Regions from separate parts of the Homo sapiens genome. Here all the other regions are linked to region 2. A link is a contact called in ENCODE Hi-C or POLR2A ChIA-PET data. All regions are on one chromosome and are shown on one strand. The core of a region is the stretch at or near the end of the contact, and the rest is flanking DNA. Distances in the headings are between cores, read along the strand shown. Region 1 holds the start of APELA (apelin receptor early endogenous ligand). Region 2 holds the start of TMA16 (translation machinery associated 16 homolog). Region 3 holds the start of FAM218A (family with sequence similarity 218 member A).

Region 1 (4,074 bases), core at 1,102-3,601, 1.4 Mb after region 2:
GGAGGCTACACCTCTTTAGCTGTCAGTTTTCTCATCTGGTAAACAGGGAGTCATGATACTTCAGAGTGTTTTGGGGAGGATTATGCGAAGTAACATATGCAACACACTTAACATAGGATTTGGCCCGGGGCACAGCCCTTGCCTCCCTCACAAAGGCTGTCTGTAGGATAGAAGTCTAGGTTTGTGTTCCTGTAAACAAAGAAGATGCCTTGTTCTCTTATACTTGCAGGCTGAAAGTGCTGTTTGCAGAGCCAGTTGCATTGTTCTGACACTTTCCTACCAATATTTCTCCATACCTAGTTATTCAGTACTAAGATGAATGATTTATTGCTATTGTTGACTCACATTCCACAGAAATGCTGGATCACTTTTCATTGTACCTCCATGTCTAACATTTCAGTTGCTCATTGACTGTATAATCACTTTATTACTATACTCCAAAAGTCAACTATTTAAACAACATCTTTTTGTTTGTCTTTTTGAAAGACTAATTTTAAAACATGTAAATAAATCATGTGTAAATTTTCATGAGTTTAATACATAATCACTCTTTCAGGTAGAAAACCAGGTATTTTATCACATCTTTTTTCTTTTAATGAGAAAAATAATGTTCTATGTGGTTAGATGACTTAAATATAACAGTTTGCTCTGTCCTGATCAGTGGAGATATGTATCTTCCACAGCACTGGTGCATATTAGTGATATTCTAGGAATTCATTGTTGATCACCTGGTAATGAAATATAAAAATTTTAGTCAATATTTGCTCTCTGTGGTAGGTCTCTATCTTATCTATAAAGACTCACTACTAAACCTTTGAATAGACTTAAAACTTGGCCTGAAAATATAGTGCCAAAATCTATATTGATCTCTTATTGATTTAACATTCAACTTTGTTAGCATGCTGTTTTCCTGAATGCTGTACTAAGAAGACTGGGGCGGGAAATGGGGAGGGATTTAAAAATCTGAATAAACTCTTTGCCATTCTTAAGTCACTTGTATATCATGAGTTCAAACTCTATTGTATTCCATTGATTTTATGAAGCAATGGACAGCATGGTAAAGTAGGACCCTTTAACACTATGCTTGCAGTCCCCAAACAGGTCAATATATTCTCAAGACTTCAATAAAGTGAATTTAAGAATTTTTGTATGCCATCGCCTATTATAAACTTCATGCCTAACTAGACAGGCAGGGAAATTTACAGATTGACTTATAAAATCAAGACAAATTGTGCATTAAATTCAAACCTCAGGAAGCCCCAAGGTTATGTACCAACTACCTGAGTCTAAAGAAGCCAAATACAACAAAATTCCTAATGGTTCAAAACAAATTACACATGCTTTAGAGCTAGTACTTTGGCTGTACTTGTGTTTCAAGGCATACCTATACTATTCTTTTGGCATTTTGCATTTTACCTAAAATATGTTCGATATGGATGTTATAAATGGAATTTATTATACTTACATAATAAGTATAGTCATTTCCATTTATAACAGCTGTATCTGATATATAAGGGAGCACTTGAAACAAAAAGAGATCTTGGTGCATGTGTGTAAAAGACAAGGCTAGACTGTTTTTGTGTTTTCTGAATTCACTGGGAGATGAACTAAGACTTGTTTTCTCCATCTCCAATTTCTGTGACTGTGGTATGTTAGCCTGGTATTCCACCACATATAAATTTTTAACCGAACACAGATTTCATGAGTTTGTGGCTTGCCTGAACTTCCTTTTTTAAAATCCTGGACATTTGCAGATGAAAATAATCTGTTACTTTTAAAACTGCACTTTACAAAATATTAATATAAATGTATATGTTTTGCAGATTTATTTCAAAACATTCTAAATTCCAAAAATCTTTACTGTTACAAACCCAGTGAATTAGGCAATTTGGAGAGTTCGTGTAAACAGGCACTACTTTGCAGTAAGTTTGGTAAAGATAAAGCATTTCAGCACATGTTCTGCCACAAAGCATTTGGGACTCTTATGTTAGAGCTTCAGAATTCCTTCTGAAAAAGACAAAAGAGAGACTTCCTGTCATTTCCACTGGTTTCTGCATGTGGGACCAATATGGGCAAAGTTTAAACAGATGCAAATGGTAAGGGGAGGAGGCAGTGTCACGTCTTGTTTTACGTATTTCTTCATATCCAGATTGAATTTAAGTCATTCTCTTCTTGGAGCTTTTGGAGTACACTTCCACTAAAGTTATAGCATGCTTGAATGGTTTATTTCACCAATATTTGCTTATGGAAATAAAGGGGAGTGGCCGAGGAGAAAGGAGAAGAGGAGTGGAGGAGGGGTTTGAGGCTGAGGGAGGCTCTGACCACAGCACAGAGCACCGGCAACTTTGTCTAATGTGATCATTAACCTTCCTGCAAAACACAGCTGGCAGTTCTCTGAGGTTTGTCACTAGAATGTGAAGACAGCCACACAGATATTGCACAGACTATTTACAGATCGTTTGGTTTACATTGAGAGTCATTGCTCTACTTTTGTGCGGTAGGAAAATGAGATTTCAGCAATTCCTTTTTGCATTTTTTATTTTTATTATGAGTCTTCTCCTTATCAGCGGACAGAGACCAGGTAGGCCTTTGATACATTTGTACAAGTAACTTGTTTTGCCTGTTTGCATCCCTGGGTCTCTGAGCATGATTGTGTTTATCTGAAAACCACTTAGGTGTGCTTGCAGTTAGTAGTATTGGGGATAAATGTGTAGGATTTTGAAAGTATGCTATCTATCCTGTTGGGTCTATTATTTCAATATTTTAAAAACATCTGGACTTTGAAATGATAAGTATTTTACCACTATTTTTCCTAAATGCCAAGAAAATAGATCTCTAAGCTATTGCAGATTATGTTGTCTTTACAAGTAAAATGAAACAGAAGTGTTCGTCTATTCATTATAAAGGTAAATAAATGTATAGATTTTTAGGTAAAATGCAAACTCCAAAGCAGTTTATTTAAAAAGTATGTTGCTGCCCAGAGTAGGGGCTGAATTAACATACAAAAAGCATAATGCAACAAAATGCAGATTAAATCTTAAAACAGGTCAATAGCTGTCATTTCTAATTATGTAACTAGGCATGTCACTTAAAACAAATAAGTGCAGTTTTTATTATTATGCTTATACAGCTAAAAAGCATCAAAAATATGTATGATAAAGATACATAATATTAATTTACTTGACATGTTTTCAAAGATGATATCAAGTATATTGTACTTAACCAACAGAAATTTAGTACACAAAAGTATTCTAATGTACTTTTACTTCAAAACCAAACAGCTAAGATTTCAAAGAACCAGTAAGTTTGAAAAAAAAAAGAAAGAAAAGAGAGAAAAGAAGAGAGAAAGAAAGAAAGAAAGAAACAGAAAAAAGAAAGAAAGAAAGAAAGAAAGAAATTAGAAAGTTAAAGTTTTCTGAACCACAAACCCAACTTTAAATAAAAAGGTGGTAATATTTACATCCAAATATGTTAAATTATTCACTTGATAATATACTTCTTCAGTTAGAACAGAAAACGATGCATCACTTGTTAAAAATTCAGACTTTGCTTTTTAGTGAATTAGAAGTTTGATCACTGTGAGTTTATTTCGAATGATGTCCCCTGGTCTGTGCTTTTACATAAGTAAGAAAAAAGTTCCAATTCAGCAACTCTGAGAAAGCAGCTTGATCCCTTCTCATTGTTTACAGCAGTCACTATTCAAACCATTTATACTTTTCAGAAATACACAGTAGCTTTGACAATGTTCTTACAAAATATTTGTGATTAATTTACTACATAAAATAAAAGGTCTAGGAGCATTTAGGAAAAAATCATTCAAAAGGAGGAGGATATTACTATTAAGATGTTGCTATGTTGCTCAACGATGGAGTTAAAAAAATAGGAGTAAAAGAAGATCTTGCTATTAACATTAACTGTTAGGAACACCCCTTGTGTATATGCATCACATTGGTTTTTAATTTTATAATCACATTTGAACAAATGGCAAATAACCACAATCTAGTTTGGCTCCAAAATATGTTTGCATTGTCTAGATTAAACAACAATTAAGCCTCTGAAAAATGCTCCTAATAC
Region 2 (3,966 bases), core at 1,076-3,575:
ATCTCCACAGGGCCAGACTTAGGGAATGGGGTAGGGTGGGTGAAAGATGGCTTCACAGGAAGTGGCTAAAGTATGGAGCTAGGGTGTAAATATTCTAGATTAATTGGAGTCTTTCACAGAGTACCGTCATGTGCATGTAACAATGTTTTGGTCATGGACTGCATTACAATGGTGATCCCATGAGATTATATTTTTACTGTACATTTCTTATGTTTAGATACACAAGTACTTACCATTGTGTTACAATTGCCTACAGTATTCAGTAGAGTAACATGCTGTACAGGTTTGTGGCCTAGGAGCAATGGGCTATACCATACAGCTTAGGTGGGTAGTAAGCTATACCATGCAGGCTTGTGTAAGTGTGCTCTATGATATTCACATGACAAAAAACAAACAACAAAACCCCCATTGAAATATTTCTCAGAAAGTATCCCCGTCCTTAAGTGATGCATGAATGTGCTGCCTCCACAGTATATATTCAAAGGTGACCTTCATTGCATAGATTCACACACAAAAAAAGCCATGTGAAAATACCTTGCCCCTAGATTCAGGAATCTTCTGGACACACTCTTGTTTACAATTTAAATTATTTCCAAAAATTGATATATCTGTCGATTAAATACAAGTATTTGTGCGGCAGGAGAATAGGGTCTGGAAGCAGGGAAGCTAGGACTGATTTGTGCTGATGGGATATCAGTTGAAAGACTACTCCCCTTCAACCCCTCCTTTTTCTGCATGGCAGTTGCTGCCTGGCAGTTGCAAGCCCTTCTTTTTCTGTGTGGCAGTTGAAAAATGAAAGTGCCTCAGATTGGTCCCCTTCCTCAACCAATCAGACTTGTGGAAGACCAATGGGAAACCTCTAGAAGGTATTTAAACCCCAGAAAATTCTGCAACCTGTGCTTTTGAGCAGCTTGCCACAGCCTGCTTCCACGCAGTGGAGTAGTGTACTTTCATTTAAAATAAATCTCTGCTTTCGCTGCCTTGCTTTATTTGTGTGTTTTGTCCAATTATTTGTTCAAAACGCCAAGGACCTAGCCAACTACCCTCAACTGTTAACAGCTGCACACACATATCAAGGCACACCAGCTTCACCCTGCCTGGAGCTTCTTCCCATGCCTAGTTTTCTCTTACAATTCCGGTCTCTGCTCAATTATCACTTCTAAAAGAGGACTTTATAGAGACCACCATGTGTAAAACAGCTTTTCTACATGCCCCCGCCAGCTAATTTTTATTAGAGTACTTATATTATTTGAAATAATATTTTTACATGCCTCCATCCCCTGGAAAATGAGCTGAGTGAGGGATATTGTTGGAGTATCCCCAGTACCAGGCACACAGTAGGCATTCAATAAATAGTTTTTGAATGATTACATTGTCTACGGAATTCTAACATGTATGGGTGAAACAAAGACTCTCACATGCTGTGAGAAGAAAACAAAAACTGGGTTGGCAGAGGCCTTGAATATGAGGAAGTGGCCTTTCCGGATAAAGAAACTAAGACTCGGCCGGGCGTGGTGGCTCAGGCCTGTAATCTCAGCACTTTGGGAGGCCGAGGCGGACGGATCACCTGAGATCAGGAGTTCGAGACCAGCCTGGCCAACACGGCGAAACCCCGTCTCTACTAAAAATACAAAAAAAAAAAAAAAAAAAAAAAATTAGCCGGGCGTGGTGGCGGAGGCCTGTAATTCCAGCTGTTCGGGAGGCTGAGGCAGGAGAATCGCTTGAACCCGGGAGGAAGAAAGAAAGAGGGAATGAGGGAAGGCGGGAAAGAGGGAAAGAAGAAAAGAAAAGAAAGGAAAGAGAAGAGGGGCGGGGCGGGGCAGGGCAGGGCAGGGCAGGGCAGGGCAAAAAAAGACTCAGTGCAGGAAAGGACTTGCCCAAGGTAATCTAGTACGTGGAAAAGCGGAGGGCAGGAGCCTGTGCCGTGCAAGAGCTCCGGGGAGCCAACACCGAGCGGCCCTTTTGAGAGGGTCCCAGCCCCTGAGATGCGGGAGCCCGCAAGAGGGAACCTCTTGTCTGAAGAGGTTGCTGCGCTCTGGAGTCGTGCTCTGGGACAGATGGGCAAGCTCCGCTCTTGGGGCCGGAAGCGTGTAGCGTCTCCACCCGGGCTCCAATCCCCAGCCTCGCACTCAGCACCAGGCAGAGTTCAGCCTCCCGCCGCAAGCTCCCTTCCGCCGCTCCCGGCGAGCACGCAGGTCTGGCTGTCCGTTGGGCTAGAGCTTAAAAGCCCAACACGGGCGAAAAAGACGCGGTCTCAGTTAACGGGGACGCTTTAGAGAAACGCACTCGCCTCTCCTGTTCCGGTTGGGTCGGCGCGGGCTTCTCAGGCGCCACGTGGGATTCGGCCCGGGTGCTCTTGTGAGCTGCTGCTCCTGCGGTTGGTGAGATTACCTGGGTCTAGAGTGCGGAGCTGCTCCGTGGCCACGAGGACGTCACCATGGTGGGCCCCCTCCTGCTCCCCCGAACCGCTCGGTTGGTTCCCCGGAAGGCTCTTGTTGAGCAGGCAGAGAGGGAGGGTGCGGTTTCGGGAACCTAGGAGAGGGGAGGATGCAAAGTGTTTATTTTCAGGGAGTGTGCGGGGTGCGGGGCGAAGCCTCTGGGAGGCGAGTCCCAGGCCCAACGCCTGGACCTTAGAGTTCCGCGTCCGAGTGCTGAAGTGCTCACACGTCGCCTTGCTCCTCTTTGCCTTGTGCCTAACTTCTCGCTAGTCACTACTTCCTGGGGGAAACCCGGCACCTTTCCATTGTAACGCATCGAGGAGTTTGGCAAAACTTCTGAGATCGCTGGCCCTACACACCTCTGCCTCTCTGGCCTGGGTAGACTCAGTATGTGGGCTTAGTCGCCTCTTCCTCGGCGTCCGTTCACCTCTCGTTAGTGCCCTGAATCCTGCCGTTACGCCCCCATTCGCTCCAGGGCACTGAAGCAGTTTTGTTGTTTTTATTAAAAACTGAGTAGATACAAAAGAGTGTTACTAAAGCACATTTCAAGTGTAAAGATGAACAGTTTCAGGAATTCTCGTTTACCCATTTTGTAGTTTTAAGAAATAAAACATAGCCTTTGAAAGCCCTGTGTTACCTTCTTTGAACTTTCAGGAAACCTTAAGAAGCAAACATTATCTAAGTTTTGTATTTATAATTTCACTACTTTTCTTTATAGTTACTACATATATTTGTATTTTGAAACAGTATGTTGTTTCTTGCCTATTTTTTACGTAATCGTTGTGTTCTTGAGAGTAATTCTTGCATAGAAACATGCTTTATAAATTTTTTTCAATTAATTTTTAATAAAAGCAAAATTTTAAAAGTTTATAATCTGGTCAGAAGTTACGATATTGTGTCCACAATGTGGCCTCTTTGTTTCTTTTCATTTTTTTCTCTTTTCATTGTATGCCATTTTTGTCTTACAGTCTGGTTCTTTCGTTGTTTCGCGAGTTTTTTGTGCTTTATTTTGATCCACTGCTGACGCATATTTTGTACTTTAGATTGTACACATTTGTGTAAATTCAGTGTTTGCTTGTCACTTTGCTTGTGGGATTTCCAACTCTTTATAGTGTTAGTTTTTTTCCCCTTTTCAGAGTGGAATATGAAAGCAATTACATCTCATTGTGTTTGAGTGATTGGGGAGATAGATTGGTATTTGACTGTAGTTGTCCTTGACTATCAGAGCTTCACTTTTTATCAGGCTGTATAGTAGAAGTACGTTGCTTTGGCATAGAAGTCAAAAGAGTGGCATATGAACCTGTTTTCATTGGCTCATTTCTGGCTCTGTCATTTTTTTTTGATATAACCTCATTAGTGGTTTTGCTGCATCCTCTTTCAGTACAGCTCAGAATGTGGTCCCAAAGGACAGAGTTGGGCACCTGTCTTTCCCTGAGTTGCCATCTTGGCAAAATTACTTAACCTCCCATCTGTTTAATTGGGATAACAATAGTACCTACCTCATAGAATTGTGGAAATTAAATGTAAA
Region 3 (4,229 bases), core at 1,619-4,118, 1.5 Mb after region 2:
TGCCCTCTGGGACCTGTCACTTCCCCCATGCTGACTGCATAAGGAAAAAAAAACTCCCTACAGGGTTTAAGACTGAATTCGTTCTGAGGTCACCATTTTGGTGAACAAGAAGTAGGGACTGTGTTGCGTCTTCTGACCTGGATCGACGAAGAAACAGCTCTGCAAGGATGGAAAAAGCTGACAATCCCCAGTGAACTGCTGACAAGTGAATACAGGTAGGCTCCGCACCCTACACTAACCCTCTACTGGGAGCAGAATATCTGAGTGAGGATTGCACCAGGAGGCACAGGTGAGCTACACTCAGTAAAGGGCGTGCAGCCTTTGGCTGGACCTAAGCTGGGGAAAGTAGCCACATAGGAAGGAACCTTGGGGAGTTTGTGCATTTTATTTTTTAACCATCAGTTTTGTATTATTAGAAAGATAAACATTCCAATATACATCTAAAATTATATATATTGATTATAATTCAATATGTTCTTGTATTAATTAGCATATTTATATGTACATATTATACAGAAATACATATAATTACATACCTTACAAATGTAATTAAAATTTTATTATGGTATAGGAACATATACATACCCTACACATGGTTGGCAGCATGGCTATAATCCCAGCACTTTGGGAGGTCAAGGCAGGAAGATCGCTTGAGGTCAGGAGTTCCAGACCAGCCTGGGCAACCATCTCTACAAAAAATAAAATATAAATATGCTGTTTTATATTTACTTAAAATTTTATTGGCCCAGCACAGTGGCTCATGCCTGTAATCCCAGCACTTTGGGAGGCCAAGGCAGGCAGATCACAAGGTCAAGAGATCGAGACCATCTGGCCAACATGATGAAACCCTGTCTCTACTAGAAATACAGAAGTTAGCTGGGCATGGTGGAGGGCACCTGTAGTCCCAGCTACTCAGGAGCCAGAGGCAGAAGAATCGCTTGATCCCGGGAGGCGGAGGTTGAAGTGAGCCGAGATCGTGCAACTGCACTCCAGCCTGGTGACAGAAGGAGACTCCATCTCAAAAAAAAAAAAAAAAAAAATTATTATGGTATTATAGTAGTATACACATGTCCTACACATAACCTATTTGGTTCACTCTTTACTCTGACATCGTATATGAGACAGTTCTTTTGTATGTTGTATGACAATCACAGATTTGGACTTCTCATAAGGGGCCTCATGCTGGTTTGCCCTAATTACATCTAATTATGTCTGAACTGTTCTGCATAATCAGCATATCTACCATTAAACAGTCAACAGAAGAATCAGAAACACAAACCATTCTTGGAATATATTGAGTTCTGTGCCACACCAAATCCTATGTTTTAAAAAATTTTTTCCAGGCTGAGCTCAATGGCTCAAGACTGCAACCCGAGTAGTGTGGGAGGCCCAGGCAGGAAGATTGCTTGAGGTCAAGAGTTTGAGGCTACAGTGAGCTACGAACTTGCCACTGCAGTCCAGCCTGGGTGACTAAGAGAGATTCAGTCTCAAAAAAAAAAAAAAAAAAAAAACAAGTTTTCCAGAAGATATGTCTTTATTGGTGTTTATATTTACAGAAAACTTAAAGGGAAATTGAGGTTGATTTTCCTTGTCTTCATGTGACCACAAAAGGATGAAGAGAGGATATCAGGGACCAGCCCCAGATGACTCAGGTAATCTGAGACCAGGCCTGGGATCCACACACAAGACACACACACCCAGATGGAAGCACAATGCCTAGTCTCGCTCTTTCCTCAATCCCGATTTAAACTAATTTGGCAGTTTTATGAGATTAAAGAGGGTGTAGACAGGAAATTGGTAGAGGATGGAAAATCGATTAAGATTAGGGACAACTGTGAGGAGGAAGACAAAGGAGACAGAATCTGAGAGCCCTGAGGCGGACTGAAAACGGGGAGGCGGCTCAAAGAAAAGAGTAAGAGAAATGAGCTTTTCTGGAACGAGGCATTGATAACGCTGAAACATGATTAGCCTTTTGAAATAAATCTTTCGTTTATTTATTTTTTTGAGACAAGCTCTCGTTCTGTCGTCCAGACTGAGGTGCAGTGGCGCCATCCTGGCTCACTGCAACCTCAACTCCCCAGGTTCAAGCGATTCTCCCACCTCAGCCTCCGGAGTAGCTGGGACCACAGGGGCGGGCCAACATGTCCGGCTAATTTTTGTATTTTTTGTACAGACAGGGTTTCACCATGTTGGCCTGGCTGGTCTCAAACTCCAGAGCTCATGTGATCCGCCCACCTCAGCCTACCAAAGTGCTGGGATTACAGGCATGAGCTTCCATGCCGGGTATAAAAGGAAGCTTTTAAATTGTGGAGTATTTCATACATCCATAATAGTAGAGAGAACATTATGAAGAACGTACACATAAAAAGAAACCAATTTCTATCATTTGAATTAACAATCTTTATAACCCCAGCAACTTCTCCTGCCAATGGAGTAAATTCCCAGACATCTTATAATTTCATCTGTATATTTCATCTTATAATTTCATTATTTATTCCCTAAAAGACAATATCTCAATTATCATAGTGTTACTGTAACTTTTAATAAGCTGTTCAGTGGGAATTATAACCATATTTTTCTCCAACCAGTTATAAATAAGATTCAATAAATTAAAACAGCAACTGGAATTCTCTTCTGTTAAGGCGGGGCAGGGAGAGCCCTCAGTCTGGCACAGGTAGGGTTGGGTGGCAGAAGAGCAAAGCAAACAGCTGAGGTTCCTTCAGAATGCAACTTTCTCACAGAACACAAGGCTCTCAAGGGGCTTCAGCACCCCAAGCACTGCAGCGTTTCTCCCAGGAGGCTGGGCGAGTCCGTAGCGGAAGTCGGAGCGGCAGAGCAGTGATTGGGTGCGGCCGGCACCGTCTCTGGGCTTCGACTTCCGGGTGAGACCGTGAAGGTGTGGCGCGACGTTGGAGACCGGGGCAGCGCCATGTACCACAGTGGATGGAAGGATGCGCGGTGCGGCGGGGCAGCTGTCCTCTTCTCCCCGGACCCAGCGCCTGGAGAGCCAGCCCTGCAGGGTGGGCTGGGCGAGCCAAACTGCGTTCCTGGTGCAGGGCTTCGGGTCTCCCTAACAGACCTTATACGCTGACCGGCGGCCGCCATGGCAGTGTCTCTTTGCTCAGACATCCAGGGACGACCACATTCGTCCAACAGCGGTCGCTCCACCAATCCTGGGAGAAGCGAATCGTTTTCTCCGCGTGCCCTGTCAGCCGCTCATGGTGCCCAGAGAGGAATTTTAGTGGCAGCATTCCGGCTGTCACGCCACCGAAATTGCCAGGCCACTCCAAGTCAGAAGGACCACCAGGAAAAGTCAGGAAGAGAACCACCATCAGGTCCCAGCCTCTTTTTGTGACAAGGACTAGAGGGTTTGGGTCTGCAGTGGGCTGGCTCCCGCTGGGCTCACCTGTCCTATAGAGCAGGCTGCCTCAAGGAAGAAGCTCACAGGGGACATCTGACATCTGAAACAGCAAGTGTAAAATGCTTTAAATAAGCCAAAACTAAACCAATCGTTATGTTAACTAAAAATACATGAATGCTACCGAAGATAGTCGAATATTAGAGGAAGAGATTAAACTCTGATTTTGAGCACTTTGTGCTTTATTCGGAAAATGAATAAGATGCAGTTCTGAAAACCTGAAAATATAAAGAATAGGATATGATACGCACACTAGATGAAAACAAAACTTTCAGACCATATTTTCTTATTTAAAGCTCTAATAAGTGAGATAGCAGAGTAAACTATTCACTCAAATAATTAGTAACTGATATAAGGGTATGTATCAATAACAGGTATTAAGACAAAAACTTTATGAGCTTTTCCATTTTAACAAGGGATGATGATTCTAGACTTCTGCCACAACATTATGGTCGACAAAACATTCTTAATTCATTTTACATAGATCTGACTCTAGATTCTGAAACAGCAAGTCATAATCTTGTATCTCTAAAGATAGAATACAGTGCGATTTGGAAAGACACCACAAAAACTCATGATCCAAAAAAGATTAAGGCTGTTATTACCAGGAGGAAGAGAAAGAGGACAAAATCAAACTGGATAGATATAATAGAGTTGTTTGTTAGAATTGTCTTCCCAGGAGATGGAAAAAGACGCCATCACAATAGGATTCATGCTTTAGTTTTCAGCTATAGAAATGTAATAACTTTGCCAAAGTAATTACACTACATAGAGTGGCAATCGTTCTATTAAAAGTAAGACCCAGTAATGT

Evidence for each region. A loop is a pair of places that touch in the nucleus more often than their neighbours do. ChIA-PET counts read pairs that join two places held with the same protein, here RNA polymerase II (POLR2A). Pooled maps may share reads with other maps.
Region 1: a loop to region 2 is called in a pooled map, with 12 times the contacts of the local background. The contact joins the promoter of APELA here to the promoter of TMA16 in region 2. A Hi-C loop is called at or near these places in 1 of 37 single-sample maps with no recorded cell type and 4 of 50 pooled maps. POLR2A ChIA-PET finds 5 or more read pairs at or near these places in 1 of 52 experiments (HEK293T).
Region 3: a map of OCI-LY7 shows a loop between it and region 2 (7-fold over the local background). The contact joins the promoter of FAM218A here to the promoter of TMA16 in region 2. A Hi-C loop is called at or near these places in 3 of 168 maps with a recorded cell type or tissue (OCI-LY7 and naive thymus-derived CD4-positive, alpha-beta T cell), 4 of 37 single-sample maps with no recorded cell type and 9 of 50 pooled maps. POLR2A ChIA-PET finds 5 or more read pairs at or near these places in 1 of 52 experiments (OCI-LY7).

The regions. Positions count from the first base shown.
Region 1 is chr4:164,874,827-164,878,900 of GRCh38, forward strand. APELA (apelin receptor early endogenous ligand) reads left to right here and starts at 2,352. Exons shown (of 3, transcript NM_001297550.2): 1 at 2,352-2,581. The coding sequence starts at 2,506.
Region 2 is chr4:163,492,365-163,496,330 of GRCh38, forward strand. TMA16 (translation machinery associated 16 homolog) reads left to right here and starts at 2,326. Exons shown (of 7, transcript NM_018352.3): 1 at 2,326-2,440. The coding sequence starts at 2,438. It overlaps LOC124900805 (a long non-coding RNA gene), which reads right to left and starts at 2,860. Exons shown (of 2, transcript XR_007058354.1): 1 at 2,798-2,860; 2 at 1-2,532. RefSeq lists a cis regulatory region at 664-935 and enhancers at 2,217-3,119, 2,583-2,722, 2,753-2,902.
Region 3 is chr4:164,954,080-164,958,308 of GRCh38, forward strand. It overlaps FAM218A (family with sequence similarity 218 member A), which reads left to right and starts at 2,869. Exons shown (of 1, transcript NR_160935.1): 1 at 2,869-4,229. It also overlaps a transcript of TRIM61 not described here. RefSeq lists enhancers at 2,619-2,668, 2,969-3,128.